Linked DNA regions of Mus musculus: region 1 is linked to region 2. Evidence: chromatin loops called from intact Hi-C (ENCODE). Cell type or tissue: heart. All regions are shown on one strand.

What was found. A loop is a pair of places that touch in the nucleus more often than their neighbours do. Peaks named below come from ENCODE experiments on the same cell type or tissue, not always from the same donor. Only the 100,000 strongest peaks of a DNase experiment are listed, where the experiment ranks them.
Region 1: a loop joins it to region 2, with 7 times the contacts of the local background. A loop is called at or near these places in 41 of 42 quality-filtered maps.

What each region holds. Positions count from the first base shown.
Region 1 is chr4:155,090,271-155,098,270 of GRCm38, forward strand. Morn1 (MORN repeat containing 1) reads left to right here. Exons shown (of 14, transcript NM_001081100.1): 4 at 613-723; 5 at 1,999-2,089; 6 at 2,792-2,879. Among named protein-coding and RNA genes, the nearest start is that of Morn1, 7.7 kb to the left of the region's middle. In heart, a CTCF peak has its summit at 4,378 (motif pointing left); DNase peaks (open chromatin) are centred at 4,461 and 5,171; H3K27ac peaks cover 557 bases.
Region 2 is chr4:155,245,464-155,253,463 of GRCm38, forward strand. It overlaps Faap20 (Fanconi anemia core complex associated protein 20), which reads left to right and starts at 4,503. Exons shown (of 4, transcript NM_001190445.1): 1 at 4,503-4,599; 2 at 5,043-5,187; 3 at 5,293-5,573. The coding sequence starts at 4,538. In heart, CTCF peaks have their summits at 2,799 (motif pointing left) and 3,974; DNase peaks (open chromatin) are centred at 1,528, 3,978, 4,548 and 5,008; H3K4me3 peaks cover 2,423 bases; H3K27ac peaks cover 4,013 bases.

The DNA of each region.
Region 1 (8,000 bases), 160 kb before region 2:
ACTCAGGAGAGCTTTTTTCTTGGGCTTTTCTCTTGGGTTCAGTGGTTTTTAAAAATCCAGGAGAGTCCTTCGTTGTACCCCATCAGTGCCACAGGCAAGGGCTTCCGTGGCAGTCTGCCATCCCAGCCAGGGTATGGACACAGGTCCAAAGCATATTCTCTTCCTCGCTGTCCATACCAAAGAGTAAGGTAAAGAGACAGACACCAGCCAGGTGTAGTAGCGCACACCTCTAATCCCAGCACTCAGAAAACAAAGGAAGACAGATCTTTGTGCTTCAGAGGCCAGCCTAGTCTACATAGAGACAGAGACCTCCATTTGAAAACACCTCAGGCCGGGAGGTGGTGGCATATACCTTTATCCTAACATTTGGAATGCGCAGGCAGGGGGATCTCTGAGTTTGAGGCCACCTTGGTCTACAGATCAAGTTTCATGACATCCAGAACTACACAGAGAAACCCTGTCTCATAAAAACTAAAAAAAAAAAAAAAAAGAAAAAGGAAAAAAGAAAGAAAAAGAAGAAAATGAAAATGACTGGCGTCATCTCCACTGCCATTGGCTGGGGCACAGCAGAGAACCGGAAATTACCTGACTCTCCACTTCTGTCTGCCCCAGGAAACACCTACTCTGGACAGTTTGTTTTAGGAGAGCCTCAAGGGCACGGCGTCATGAAGTACAAAGCCGGAGGTCGCTATGAAGGGGAGCTCTCCCAAGGCCTGAGGGAAGGTCTGGTACCCGGGGGCTTGGGGGGGGGGGTCTGTGTGTGCTCGGGTGGAAGACCACTAAGCTAGCCTGTCTGACTTCAGAGGCAGGGATTGGTTGGTACCCCTTTTTCTGCCTGCAGTGCAGATGAGCCCATCAGAGCCTATATACAGAAAGCGGGCTGCCTCCCATCTCCTGGGACTTGTGTCATGCCCACATCCGCTATCTGTACTGTCTACCACTTACAGGTTAAAACAGCACACAGTTCTTTGATGATAAGCATGGGTCCCACAGGTTGGCCTGAGGCAAGTCTGCAGTTTCAGAGTGAGTCATCCTGCTGCTGCAGCCGTGCTTTGACCAGATCCGCTCTCCCAAGATCCCAGTGACACTGGACTATCGGGCCCCTAAGGCCTGAGTCAGTCACCTCATGTATGGTCTGCAAGGCCAAAGAGGATGAGGGGTTGATTGAAGAGATACCTGTGCCTTTGGACACCGGGAAAGACTAACGAATGCCGTAAATGAACCTAGCAGATTGTAGTGTGTATGAATGCAGCGGGAACTTCCCTTTCTTTCTCCAGCTTTACTTGAGCTAGGGGACAGAAATACCCTTGAGTTTCTGAATTGTCTAGAAGCTGAGGGTATCGACAGCTCAGCAAGACCCCATCTTTATTCACATTTCTCTGGCCCTTCAAGGTGACAAACCTTGCAGGGGAACTCAGGCAGAGCCCTGCCGTGCTTACCGTGTACAGAGTAATTAATTCTGAGACAGAAACATTCAAGTGGACTCGAAGCATCCCCCTATACTGTCCACAAAAGCCCAGTGGTTGGTTGTGGAGAGCCTTCTGTGTAGCCCCCATTAGAACCTGTGATAGCTAGTCAGGATCGATTTTATGAGCCCTGCTGACCTGGGCAGTGGCAGCTATCTGTCCCTAAATACATCTACCTTTTTTTTTTTTTTTTTTTTTTTTTTTTTGGTTTTTCGAGACAGGGTTTCTCTGTATAGCCCTGGCTGTCCTGGAACTCACTTTGTAGACCAGGCTGGCCACGAACTCAGAAATTCGCCTGCCTCTGCCTCCCGTGCGCCACCACGCCCGGCACATCTACCATTCATGTTGAACAGAGCTAATGGGCAGGTCTAGGAGGCCAGTGGGGCCCTGGTACTCAATCTTCTAAATCCAACTTCCTGCCAGAATTAAGTGCAGGCAGATCTCCTCCAGGCCGCTAAGGGAGGAGAGAGGAAGGGCCATCACTAGCAGGAGGTGTGGAATCAAGTTGGTGTATTTTGGTTTCTTTCACTAGGGCAGGGGTTTCTGGAGGATCAGGACGGGCAGGTATACCAGGGTTCCTTCCATGACAACAAGAGACATGGCCGTGGGCAGATGATCTTTAAGTGAGTACGGGTGTTGGAGGTATAAGCTGCTACTTGGGAACAAGAGTGGCCCCCCTACCTCCTAGAATGCTGGTGGCCACAGGGGTCTGGGCAGGTAGATTTTGTAGAAAGCACTGCCTAGTACCCAGGCCTTACATATGTCCTGAGACTTCACTGCTTTTCTCTGTATGTATGTTTGTCTGTCTGTACGTCTATCTCTGCCTCCTCACACACTTGTTGAATCCAGGACCTAGCACCCAAGAATGGATCCCAAGGACCTGGGTTTGAGCAAGGATACTGGTCAATGAAGCTGCTGCCGTTGAGGCAGAGGGTTAGAGACCTTAAGCCTGTGTTCAGCTTCCTGGGTGGATTTTTACCCAGCACCTGCCCTTGAAACAGGCAACGTCACCTCTCCCATTTCCTCCTCAATCTCTGCCATTTCCCATTTTGAGTAGCAGAAGCCAAACGTGTCCTGCACAGGGCCCAGCATGCTCTGGAAAATGGGTCCTACCATGGGGGGGCGCGCAGGTATGCATACATGTCCCCGCCTGTCACAGCCCTCCTGAGCCAGCTCTGGCAAGGCAGGAGCTCACAGACCATCTGTTCAGGGCCTATTTTTGCCTTGGCCCCGGTGTGCTTGCTGCGCCCGGTCAGAGGAGTTGGTCTGAGTCACTGCTACCACCTGGTTCTTAGCCTCATGAGGGTCCTGTGCTGTGCCCTCAGGAATGGTGACAAGTACGAAGGTGATTGGGTTCGAGACCAGCGTCAGGGACACGGGGTGCTGTGCTGTGCCGACGGCTCCACATACAAGGTACAGAGGAAAGGCGGGAGGCCGTTAGAGGACTGGGAGCCTTGATGGTGTTTGCCCACACTTCATCTGGCAGTGCCCTTGGAGAGAATGGACTCACACTCAACTCCTCTCACACCCCCAGAGCGCCCCAGAGGCTGACTTTCCTTATTCAGTCCTCAAGTCTGATGAGCCCTGTGCCACAAGGGAAACTGAGGTCTGTCCCAATGCTTGTGCTTGTCCGAATGGGAGATAAGAGAAACCGTGGATTTCATGGGCAAGAGAAAGGACTACACCAATGCTCTTAGTGAGAAATGTGAAGCTATTGGCCAGGAAAACTGTCAAGCTACCAGGAGAGGCGAAAGAAGAAACAGATTACAGTCGGGGCTGTCCTGGGACAGGGCTGGGCCTGGTTCCACCACTCCTGGGCTGATGGCAAGCCAACTCCACCAGGAAGTAAGAGCTTAAGGCCCTGGGATTGGCTTCTTGGCAATTCCAGTTGTCACAGGTGAGGCCCTGAACCCCAAGTGTTGCTGCTTGCTTGACAGTGATGTGAGACCTGCTGGGGGGTTCCAGCAGGAAGGAAGGACAGGTTTAGGCCTCTAGACTCCCGAGAGTCAGACTTCCTCAGCCATTTCTTTCTCGTCGTATCATAGTTAACCAGGATGATGCGATCATATTTTTCCAGATTTCTCAAATGGCAGATTGACAACTGGAAGGAGCTGGCCCCTGGAAGCAGGATGAACCCAGCCCAGTTCATGCAGAACTGGGAAGAAGGGTAGCCACAGAGCTACTGGGGGGAGGGGACTCCTGGAGGAAATTGACCAGATGCTGTGACCTCAGAGAACAAAACCCTACTTCTCCTGAGCCTTCAGCTCCCTCTGCCGACTGCTGACACTGTCCACTGACTAGGGAAAAAGGTTCAGGGGGCCTGGCTCCTTAATGGAAATGGAGTGGTGTATGACAACTCCCACAGAACTATAGGGCCACAGAGAACACTGCATGGGTGCCCAGACCTGTATACACAGGATGCCCAGCCCTGAGTGCAGAACAGAAGAGTTATGCTTGGGTAGATCTCAGCCCACGCCTGAGTACGGTCCCTATAGCTGTGATAAAACATCATCACCAAAAGCAGCTTGGGAAGGAGAGGGCTTTTATCACGTTACACTGCCTGGTAAAGGCCCATCACGGGGAAGTCAGGACAGGAACCCGAGATGGGAACCTGGAAGCAGGAACTAAATCAAAGGCCTTGAGAGAACGCTACTTACTAGCTTGTTCCCCAAGGCTTTGTTCAGCTTTCTTACAGCACCCAGTACCACCAGATGAGGGGTGATACTTCCCACAGTGAGCTGGGCCCTCCCACATCAGTCAGCCATCAGCACTGTCTTCAGGTTAACGCTGTGGCAGTATTTTCTCAGCTAGGATTTGCTCTTTGCCAATGATCCTCTCTTGTGTCAAGTTGACATAAAAACTGTCCCATAGGACTGCTCTGGTCAGGGCTGTTGGGGGTCTGTGTGGACACTGCCCCCTGCTGGCCTAGAATCTGCCTCTGAGCTGTGCCTGAGACAGTCTGCATACCATCTGTACCTGCTGTTGTGACCACTCACCATTCTGGCTCCTCCCCGTCTGGGGGCTCATCCTCAGAAGTCCTGCCTTGACAGCCTGTCCAAAGCAGGATCAATTTCCAGGTGCGATGGGAGAGTACAAGGTAATGAGGACCTAAAGGAGTCACTCACTTCCTGTCTGGCCTGCACACAAGGGTCTTGTTTCCAGGGAAGAAGACCAGGGCTGTCAATCACCTCCTACCTACTAGATACTTCCAAACCTTCCGCTCATGGATTCACACGAACTATCCCACACTTCTGTGAAGGGACTGTTTGCCATATTTTATAAATGGGAAAACGGAGGCCCAAACACGGTTTCCCAGTCCAGAAAGGGGCAGAAGAGCTTGTGGCCTCAACACCCAGGCTTGATCCATATACCTGACCCTCTTTCCCTGGGATTTGGGAAAGGCCTTGCCCCAGTGGGTCCCTCCAGAACCCATCACATCAATGAATGAGCTGCCGTTGACAGCCCAGAAAGATAACATCACCACCACCACTTGGGCAGGAAGAATAATGAAAAGTTTTGCCCAGTTCCCGGAGGTGATTCTGTTCCACATGTCCTCAGACATCCAGTAGGGCTTCTTCACTGCTGGCCACTAACCATCCGTGGCTGGGGTTTGGGGCTCTGCCCAGGCCTTCCTTTCTGCAACCTGAAATTTGTGGTGTGCCTCACTTTCATCTGCACCAGCCTACAGAATGTCCACCAGGGGGCAGTCAAGACCTGCTCACCAGCAGCATGCCCAGCCTTGGATCCTTGTTCCAAGTTTGGCTCTAAGGCAGGCAGCAGGGAGGCCTTGAATGCCTAAGCAGTGCACACAAGACTGCCACACAGGCTAAAACTGCTCAGGTTGCCGTGGCTTCTCCTCCTGAAGTCAGAACCTTGAACTCCACAAGACTCACAAAGGTACCTTCCTCAGGAGTAGGGTTGGGGGTTGTGTATCCTTCAGCTCAATTCTCAATAGCCCAGTTCCCAGCATCCTGTGGCTGGACAGCAGGAGCAGTGTCCAGGGGAGGGGACAAATCGGCCTCTGGCTTAGACGTGCTGACTGCACCAGAAAAACAATAGCATGAGCTGAAGCAGCCACAAAGGAGTGACCAAAGGACAGACGCACATTCGGACAGAAAGGCCGCAAACCAGCCACTTTTTTTTTTTTTTTTTTTAATTTTCATGGGAAGGCTAAAGAACTTTCTTCCTGGATCTTTTGGACACTGAACAGAAAAGGTACCCAGGTCCAAGAGGACAGGTGACGCCATCTGGAAATCAGGACTTAGACACCATGGGTATCCACAACTGCCGGCCTAACACAACTCTTACTGACCTGCGCTGCAGAGGCAGCAAGAGGTCTCACTTGCCGCCCAAGTGAGAGAAGGTAACCCTGGGCTGTCACTCAGCCCTCATTAGCCAAGGGAGGCAGAGTTTCCTGAGGCTTGCTTAGCCAATGACCATCTGCACCGAGCTCTCCCACGCATGGGCCACTACCTGCATGGAGTGGGGACATCAGCCAAGGGAGGCTGTGGGGTGGGAACAGTCATCAAATCTGCTTCCTCCGGGCACCACTGTTCTTTATGTTGCCATCAGTCACACACACAAACCAGAAGTGTACCATCTCGTCCTGTTTTAAGTGTCCAGTTTGGTGGCATTAAATGCTTAAATTACTGTGTGGCCATTACCACCATCGGTCCACAATCTCTTCTATGTAAACAAACAGACTGGCCCGTTTGACCCAGACTTCCCAATCCCTGAGAGCCCTAGCACCCACCCCTCTTTTGTCTCAGTTACTCTGGCTCCTCCGGGGACTCCGTGGATAGACTTGTTCCTTAGTGGCTGGCTGTTCTTGCTGATCGTCGCAGCTTCAAGTCCATGCTCACTGAAACACGTGCAGGAGGCTCCCGATGGCCGAGTGGCACATATGCATACAAGTCCCATTTCCCCTCTTCATGCATTTCAGTGGGCTCTGGGGATAGTGCTCTGAGCATACACGTGCAGGCCTTTGGGTTTGTGGACCCAGCAGTGGAATGGCTACACCATGCAGTAGTTGCATTTTCAATTTTTTTTTGTGTGTGTGGAGCTGCCGCATTTTTCCACAGTGGCTGCATGATTGAAGGAACCAGCAGGGGTTTTTATTTCTGCACCCCCAACCCACACTTATTTTCTGTTTAAAGCTACCATGCTAAGGAATATGAGCTGTTTGGGAGTGGGCAACTGATCGCTGAACTCTGGACACTGCCATTGCTGTCATCACACAGAGCTGGCTTTTGTTCCTGCTTGACATTGCTTCAGTGGCTCTCAGTGCTCTGTCCCTCCCAGCTTGTACTGTCCTGTCACCTCGGGGTATGTGCCTGTTAACCACTAGCAGGGAAACGTCTCACCTTTTCCTTTTGACCCTCGGGCAGATGAGGTGGGTATCTACTAGCTCTTCCGTCCTCAGGTGTCTCTATAGAGCAAGCTCCACCTTCAGAACAGCCCTCATCCCCTAGACCCGCCAGCATTAGCGTCTTGTGTATCCTGAGAAGACTACAGGATGGTCAGCCTTTGTCTGGACAGCTCTGCTTTTCTGATCTTGACCCATCAGATTTCTCCTTCAGCCAATATTCCCATGTTGTGAGGAAGAAATCAGTCCAGACCCTGAGCAGATGTTCTAGGTGGAGTCTGCAGCTCCCAAGGCAGCTGGCGTGGCGGGCATAGTGATATGGTTCCATCTGTGTCTTTGGTGGGCACCTAGAGTGGTACACTGAGCAAGTCGATGTGGTGGAGGCCTCTCCCACAGCAAGGACATGTCTGTCACCTAAAGCTCTGCTTTCCTGAAAATCAACATTTCCCATGTTGGTTTTCCCAGAGGGCAACCTGCTGTCTGGCACACCTGTGCATACATGAAACAGGTGGCTAGCCTTATGGGTTCCTTCGCCTGCTGCAGTTCCCAGCTTCCCCCTGAGCTGGCATGTCTGAAGAGTCCCTGCATGTCAGCAGGCAGATGAAGACGGGCTCTGTGGCTACCTGCTTGCTTCCCATATCACTCGTCTGCCCTCCTTGGGCCAGTAAGGCCCAGAGCAGGATGGAAAGGCCATCGACCCAGGACATGTCTCTGCCACTGAAGATCGACAGAAGAGTGTGGAGCACCCACGTCCAGTGCTGGCCCTTCAGCAGGTCAGCTGCTCCCCACAATGGCCCCCTCCAGGAACCGTCTCAGCAATGGTTACTGCTGCACTAGTCACTGCATCTCCAGGTCCCCACAAAATATTCCTACTGAATACTCTGAAATCCTAGGAAAATAGTCAAGACCAGTCAAATCCAACACCCACAGGCCTACTGTTACTGCGATGCAAGTGAAGCTGCCCGCCATCCCTGCAAGCTGGAATCAAGTCCATAACAGTTGCAAGCCCAGGAGGAGAGCCCAGATAACCCCTCACAGGTGGCATCACCCGAGGGGGGCAGAGGGTGCGAGGCTTAGCCGTGGTCGGTGATAACTGCCTCCTCCACACCATAACACCGTGGAGGCTAACTCAGAAAGGGCCTGACATCTTGGGAGCCCACTCAAAAGCG
Region 2 (8,000 bases):
CTAATTGAGCCAAATACCTTTCAGATCTTTTTGTTTTGTTACTTCTATAACATACAGTTCTTCCAGGTGAGCAAACACAAGACAGTACACACCTCCCCCACCCAGCGTTTTGGTTTCTTCTGGAAAGTGCTTTTAAGCCCAGAAAAGTTGCTCCTGTCCTTGTAGCCCTGGATCTCAGGAGCCTGCACTGTGTAGCCCACCTGCTTGATTTTCCAGTGCAAGCAGAATTCAGAGTGTGTGTTACGTCCTGCCTCGTGAAAGACTCGGAGCGGTACAGACTGTGTGGTGGGGGTGAAGCTCACTAGAGAAGCATGCCTTGAGTTCTATCCCCAGGGGTAAGAGGACAAAACAAAACAAAAGTTAAAATGTAGCCGGGACACAGCCTGAAACAGATGGCTCTGGTAAACACTACCCACAATTTGTTTACCTCAGATGCTTTTTAAACCTGTATCCACCTGGCTGAGGGGCCCAGAAGGTTAAGAGACCTCTGGCATCTGGGTCAAGGGCCTTCCCATGTGCAGGTTTCCTGTAAATGCTGTTGGATCCGGGTCAAAGCTGACTCTGTGGAAGCTGAGAAACCACAGCCTCCCTGGGGAGTCCCCTGGGGCTCCCACTCACCCCATAACACCAGGAAAGTTTGGTTTCTGCTTGACTTATTGTCTCCACAGGAGGGGCCCCAAGTTTTCCCCCTTTCTGCCACCCTGCTCTCTATGGCTCTGTCCCTCTTTCTGCTATGTCTGTGACCGTGTGGTCCCTCTGAAGCTCTGGGCACAGCTAGGGCACAGTACACAGAACTGCCCTCTGGAAGTTGCCCTATGGTTGCGCTTCAGGAAAACCTAGAAGGGCATTGGGGGGCAGGGCTGGAAGGCTCGGACTTAGGGCTGTAGGAGCTAACCTCCTAGAGAAAGGGCCAACAAAGGCAGGCACAGGCCCTGGATTGATGAACATGAACTGGGCCATGAGAGGGTTTGGAAAAGAGGCTGGAAGAGTTTGTTGAATGTCAGAATGTCACTGTGAACCGACAGAAGTGTGGAAGCGTGGCCTGAAGGGTGGCTCAGGGGTGGGAGCTGAAATGGGGCAAGGTCCTGTCCCCCAGTAGCCTCTCCTCCAGTGTCCCTTGGCTTTTTGGGTTAGATTGCCCCAGCTTGGCTTTGGCCTGCTGACCATGGGCAGTTCCTGGCCACGATCCCCAATTGGAAGCATGAAGAGGTAGAGTAAGGGAGCCGCAGTGTCTGAGCGTCTCCCTCCCCCAACACACCCTTGCCCCCACACCCCATGTGTGGGCCTGAACAACCACTCTGCTGCCTGGCGGATCCTGCGATGTTTCCCAGGCAACTGTCGCATACAGCCTGTCTGCCTGGCACTCCCACACCCCATAAATGCCGCCGTGCCTGGCTCCAGGCAGCCTTGCCTGCTTGGCATACACAGGCCAGCAGGTGTGGGGAATGCAGCCCGCTGTCAGAAGGCCACGCAGGCAGAGAAGCAGCCCAGGCCTCTTGGACATCCTCGTACAGCCAGTGAAGTGAGTATTGCTGGGGTACCCTGTGTAGATGCTATGCTGTTCCGCCTCACAGTAAGAGTGGGATAGCTGAGTGGCATAGCACGAGCATGTCCCCCGGCATGCTGGCCTACTACAGGCCCCACTTGAAAACTAGAGGCCTGTGTCCTTTCTAGGCTTGGTCACAGACAGGAGCTGTCATGACCCATCTGTCCAGTAGATGAATGGTAAACCTAGTTCCCAGGAAGGCAGGGAGAATATAGGAAGCCAAGCAGGACGTGGACGACCCCAGCAGACGCAAACTGGAGTATGATGGACGGGTTCACCTAGTCCACCAACTGATCGGCCCCTGTTGATGTCAGAGACCAATCCGGGGATCAGCTTTGCTAGTGAGAAAGTCAGGACTCTGTTAATACCACCTTGACAAAATAGTATGCCAAAACTCCAACCTGGCTGGCAGACCCTCTTTCCTTCTGAGACTAGCTTTGGAGAGTAGAGTTTAGGCTCTTCCTCTAAGATAATTCAGTCTAATGATGGGCAAAGCCTAAGAGAAGAAAGTAGGCACAACCTGGGCACTGGGCAGATACAGGCAGCCTTATTGCCTCCTACACTGGGCCACTTTCTGTGCCACTGTGTGTCTCCTCCAAAGGGCTGAAATAAGGCCGGGCGTGGTGGCACACGCCTTTAATCCCAGCACTCGGGAGGCAGAGGCAGGTGGTTTTCTGAGTTCAAGGCCAGCCTGGTCTACAAAGTGAGTTCCAGGACAGCCAGGGGCTACACAGAGAAACCCTGTCTCAAAAAAAGGGGGGGGGGCTGAAATATCCTTTTGTAACTGTTGTGAATCTTGGCTCAAAAAAAAAAGTTGTTTCTGAAATGCAAGGGTTAATCCCAACCAGAGAGTATTTTCCAATAACTTTCTTATCACCACAACAGATAGTTCCAGGAGAGTAAAATATTTTCATCAAATTCAACCTTAATTTTGTTGTTATTGTTTTTCAAGACAGGGTTTTTCTTTTTGTAGCCCTGGCTGTCCTGGAACTTGCTCTGTAAACCAGGCTGGCCTCGAACTCACAGAGATCCACATGTTTCTGCCTCCTGAGTGCTGGGATTAAAGGCATGCACCACCACCATCTGGCTTTAATTTTTATGTTGTTGTTGTTATTATTATTATTAATTATTTCCTGGTCTGGAGAGATAGTTCAGTGGTTAAGAGTACTGACTGCTCTCCCAGAGATCCTGAGTTCAGTTCCCAGCAACCACATGGTGGCTCACAACCATCCATACTAGGATCTGATGCCCTCTTCTGGCATGCAGGTGTACATGCAGATAGATTACTTTTTTTTTTTGTTATTTTGTTATTTTGTTTTTTTTGTTTTGTTTTGTTTTGGTTTGGTTTGTTTTTTCGAGACAGGGTTTCTCCGTATAGCCCTGGCTGTCCTGGAACTCACTTTGTAGACCAGGCTGGCCTTGAACTCAGAAAACCGCCTGCCTCTGCCTCCCGAGTGCTGGGATTTAAAGGCGTGTGCCACCACGCCCGTCGATAGATTACTTTCATACATAAATATTTTTTAAAAATTCCTTCCTGTGTGTTGTGAGGGTGGGCACACACACCGTGGTGGAGGTCAGAGGACAACCTCGCCTTCCACCTTGTGAAGGCACTGTGTCCACAAGTCCCAAAAGCTTCAGGCGAGGGGAACCTCCTGTTTCTGCCTCTCCTCTCACAGCACACCTGGAGTCCAGACTTGCGCTGTCCTGCATGGTTTCATGTCAATTCTGAGAACTGACCTCAGGCCCTTATGCTTGCATAGACACTTTGCCTACTGAGTCACCTCCCTAGCCCAAATTCAACTTTTTGTTTTGTTTTGTTTGAGACAGGATCTTTCTTCATAGCCCTGCTTTCCTGGAACTCACTCCATAAACCAAACTCATAGAGATCCTCCTGTCTCTGCCTCCTGGGTACTGGGATGAAAGGTCTGTGCCAGTGTTCTTGCAAAGGATTCAGGTTCATTTCCTAGCACCCACATGGTAGCTCACAACTGTCTGTAACCACAGTTCTAGGCGGTCCAAGACCTTTTTCCAATCTCTGTGGGCACCAGACACATACGGCACAAATACATGCGCTCTCCGAGATTAAACTTGCTCTTCCTCTTCAAGTCTGCAGAGACAGAAGACAACCTTAGTGCAGAAACCATCCCCAGACCCTGGTCTAGACACAACTTCCAGGATGTGGAACCTGGAAGTACACACGGTGTGTGTGTGTGTGTGTGTGTGTGTGTGTGTGTGTGTGTGTGTGATCTCACCTAAGGATGGGGTGCAAAGCTCTGACTGGAGGAAGACCCAGGAAAAGGGTCTGCGAGTCAGATGGTTGCAGGACAGGCGTTTGGAACGGCCCTGACCCCTGGGGGCTGTGAAGTAGAAAGCTACTAGCGAATCCCAATGCGTACATCAAAGTGCCTGGACTTTTGCTGCCACCAAGTGATGGGCTGCAGGATTGCAGGACGGGATATTGGTTAGGTAGGAAGCCCGGGTTTTTCACTCTGAGCCTTCGTCCCCTGGGCTTTGCGGTTTGATTGCTCTTCTCTTTGGTAGAAAAACCCAGTTCCTCCTTTAAGAAGAAGATGCTGGCAAAACTGGGCCTGAGAATTTGGTCCTATCCATGGGGCCTTCCTGAAAAAGACTACAGAACTGGAAACTGAGGCAGGGCATTGTCTGGGAGGTGCCACCGGCAGGGCAAGCCTGACAGCTCTCTGCACGTGTTGACGGAAGGGAGCCCAGGCTCTGCACAGGCTCGAGTGGCCCAATCTCGCACCCCTGCAAACTGGAGGGCAGCTCCGCCCTGTCCCGCCTCTCCCTCAAGGCGGCAGCCTCGTGTTCCCAACGGTTGGGATCTCGGCGCCTTAGATTTCCAGCGCCACAAAGGGGAGCTGGCACTTGGCAGAGCGGAGAGTGGGGGGGGTCTGGAAGCCGCCGGAGCGGATCCCGGTCGGAGGGCGGGCCGGGCTGTAAGTCTCACTTCCGCCGGACGCTGTTTGGAGAAGGATGGAGGAGGAGCGGAGACTGCGGGGGAGGCTGAGCCGTCGGAGGCCGCCCGCGGGGGGCGGGTGAGGCGGGACAGAGCGGAAGGGTGGGGTCCTGGGGGCTTTGGAAGGCGCTGAGACACCGGGAAGGCGATGGGGACGCCTCGATGTTCCCGCCTAGCTGCGGGGTTCCTCGCACGCGTGCATCTCGCTACCAGCCGCGCTCCGCCTCTCTCGGGGCGCGGTCGCTTCTTCCGCCCCAACGCTGCTGTTCCCCACCACCACCTCCGCCACCCCTCTTCACGTCGCCCATTTATCCACTTCTTTCTCAGCCCCAGGCTCCGTTTCCCCCAAGAGTCCATTTACCCTTCTAAGTGAGGTTCCTTCCCGGTCTCTTACTATGGACTCCCTCCTCCATTACCCCATTGTGGACCTGCTCCCTAGCCCTGGTACCCCTCACTGTAGAATCAACTCTTCACGATATCTCTACCATGGATGCCCCGGCTGACTCTTCCTGTGCTTCCCAGGCCCCCTAACTGCCGCCCTTGGTTTCTCTCGGAGGGAAGTAAGAGTGAGCCCTGGGCTGCTCTGTTGCGCAGCACCGTGAGCGGGACCGCGGATTGGACCCCGAACCGTCAGCCATTACCACCGCTGCCTGCTTTTCCCAGCCAGGTGTGTCCAAAAGCACTAAAGAAGGATGACCTGGGAGAGAGTTCTCAGGCCCTGGGGGAGGTCATGGTGTTGGTGGCTGTGACCTTATGGGGACTTACTTTTCAGGAGTCTCTACCTGACCCAGAGTCCACTGTGCCTCCTGAGGCCTTCACTGTGGGATCCAAGACTTTCTCCTGGACGCCTTTGCCACCTGCCCTTCGTGGCTCTGGAAGCTCCCGCCACCTGTTCTGTGAACCTGAAGGCTCCCTGGGGTCACCTACTCCATCCCTGAAAGGATGCCCTGCACTAAATTCTGGTCGAACTCCCAGCGCCCAGGAGTGTGTGCCTGTGCAGAGTCCACTTGCGTTGCTGAGTTGCCCGTTGTGCCAGAAGGCGTTTGACCCGAAGTGAGTGTCCTATCACTTAAGACTTAGCAGGGTGTAAGGTCCACCGACTTAGGAGGCTAAGAGAGTGCCTGGATGTGGCTCTGGCCTTTTGTTTATAGAACTAAAATTTAAATTATAAATATTTACATATATGTGTGCATGGCACATATGCATGTGGAGGTCAGAAGACAACTTCTTGAAATCTGTTCTTAGCTTCCACCATGCGAGTCCTAGGGATTGAACTCAGACCCTCAGACTTGGCAGCAGGAACCTTTATTTGCTGAGCCTTTTTGCTAGTCCTGGTTAATCAAGCGCAAAGTTAGCTTGATTAAGCAGCTGTCAGAACATAAGGCAGCGCCTAGTTCAGAGCCCAACAGTCTCCTCCAAATGATTTAAAAAACTATTTGTGCTGAGCTGGGAGTGGTGGCTTATATGCCTTTAATCCCAGCTCTTGAGGGGCAGATGTCTGAGCTCCAGGCCAGCCTGGTCTACATAGTGAATTCCAGAACAGCCAGTTCTATGTAGAGAGATCCTGTCTCAAAAAACAAAAACAGAAAAAAATGTGCATATTTATTGTTTGCGTAGTATATCTACATGCTCAGAGGGTTTTGCACAGAGGCACCCATGTGCACAGAGGCCAGGTCAAGTTTTTCTTGACACTTCCCACCTTGTTTTTTTTGAGAGAATCGCTCACTGAACCTAGAGCTCACTGATTTGGCTCGGGTGTCTAGCCGAGGGGCTCGGGTTCCACCATTTCTCCCAGCCCCCAGTACTTGGGTTGTGAATACGTATAACCTTTACATTGGTAATGTTTGCATAGAAGGTACTTTACCAACTGAGCCATCTTTCTAACCTCCAAAATGTGCCTTTTTATTAGAATCAAGCCTTTATGGATTTTGGAGGATCCCCAGGCCCAGCCCTCAGCCACAGCTACCCACAAAGCTCAGACAGGGGGATGCTGAGTGTGGGCTGGGTTGCGTCAGGTTGTGGCTGTCTCCAAGTGGGGTCCTGTTTATGGGAGAGTGTATGGTTTGAAAAGTGGACACCTCCATGTTTCTTACCCAGGGGCAGAAGCTGAGGGCTCGGACCCTTTTGGGGAATTCGTTTTCAAAGAGCCCATTAGATTCCCAATCTTGTCAGGGCTCCTGCCCCCCTCTTGTTCCAGGATGGCTTTTTGTGTGTGCTGTCCTTGGGTGTGTCTAAGAAAAGACTTGAAGACAGGGCCATTGAAGAGGGATGCTCCATCCTCTGGGTGCTTTTCAATTGGCTGTATGAAAGCTTGGCAAAGTGCCTTGCTTTTCTGAGGTAGGTGTGAGCAAGGTGGGCTCAAGTCTTAGCAAGTCTGGAGTGATTCATTTTCACGTTGCGCTATAAAGGAACTGGGATGTATTTGACCAGACTCACCTGAGGTGGCAGCCAGATCACTAGGCTGACTGGCGGAAAATCATGTCCCATGGACTTCAAGGCGTTCCCTTCTATTCCTGCCCCACTGCAGGGTGTTCTGGGGCTTAAATGGCAGGGATGTTGTCACAATGGGTAGGATCTGTTAAGGAGGCAGGTCAGCTCGACAGCGAGCTGTCATATTGTCCTCTGAGGGCAGTCTATGCAGACATTGCTGCCCAGCTGAGCTGGCACAAGGGAGCCCGGGGATGCCCCTCAGGGGGACCACACCACTCGTTCCTTCCTTTAGCCCAGTGTGAGCCACACAGAGCACTATTTTTTTTCCTAAAGCTGGCAGGAATTGAACACTAGGTTGAAATGTATACAGTGTTCTTCATTCCAAGATCTTACTGCTCTATTCAGAAACGTCCTAAGTCTTTCCCCACCTTTGGGAACTCAGTGTAGTACCCTCTCCCCCCGACCCCCCAGTTTACCAGTCTGCAGATACTCAAGTCCTTTTTACATAAAACAGTTGTTACTTCCTGGATTCTACATCTCTAAGTGGCTCTATGGAAGCAGCTGCTAATTCTTTATTGCTTCGGGAGCGATTACAAGGGCAAGTCTTTATATTTAGTCCAGTCGCTTTTAAAAAGTATTTATTTTTTAATCTGTGATTCTTTGAATCTGCAGATGTAGGACCTACAGATAGGGAAACCAATATATTTTCTGATGTCTGTGTGTCAGATAGGCAACCGGTGAAGCAGTTCACCAGGTGGAGATGTTTACTAATATGGTGAGACCTGGTGATTGTGAATTTTCTGTGTGTGTCTCTGCATGTCTGTGTCTGTTCATCTGTCCCCCATAACCCCTGGCTGTCTGTCCCCCCAGTCCTTTTATTTCAATGTGTGACCTAGGTATTGAACATCAGAGGCCAAGCTGCCTTCTTGCTTCAGCTTTCAGAGTAGCTGGGATAACCAGTGTGTACCATGCCTGATTGTGACTCTAGTAGTACATTCATAAACTGGAATGAATCCATGTTGGCTTGCTATAGCCAGGGATGAGCTGTGT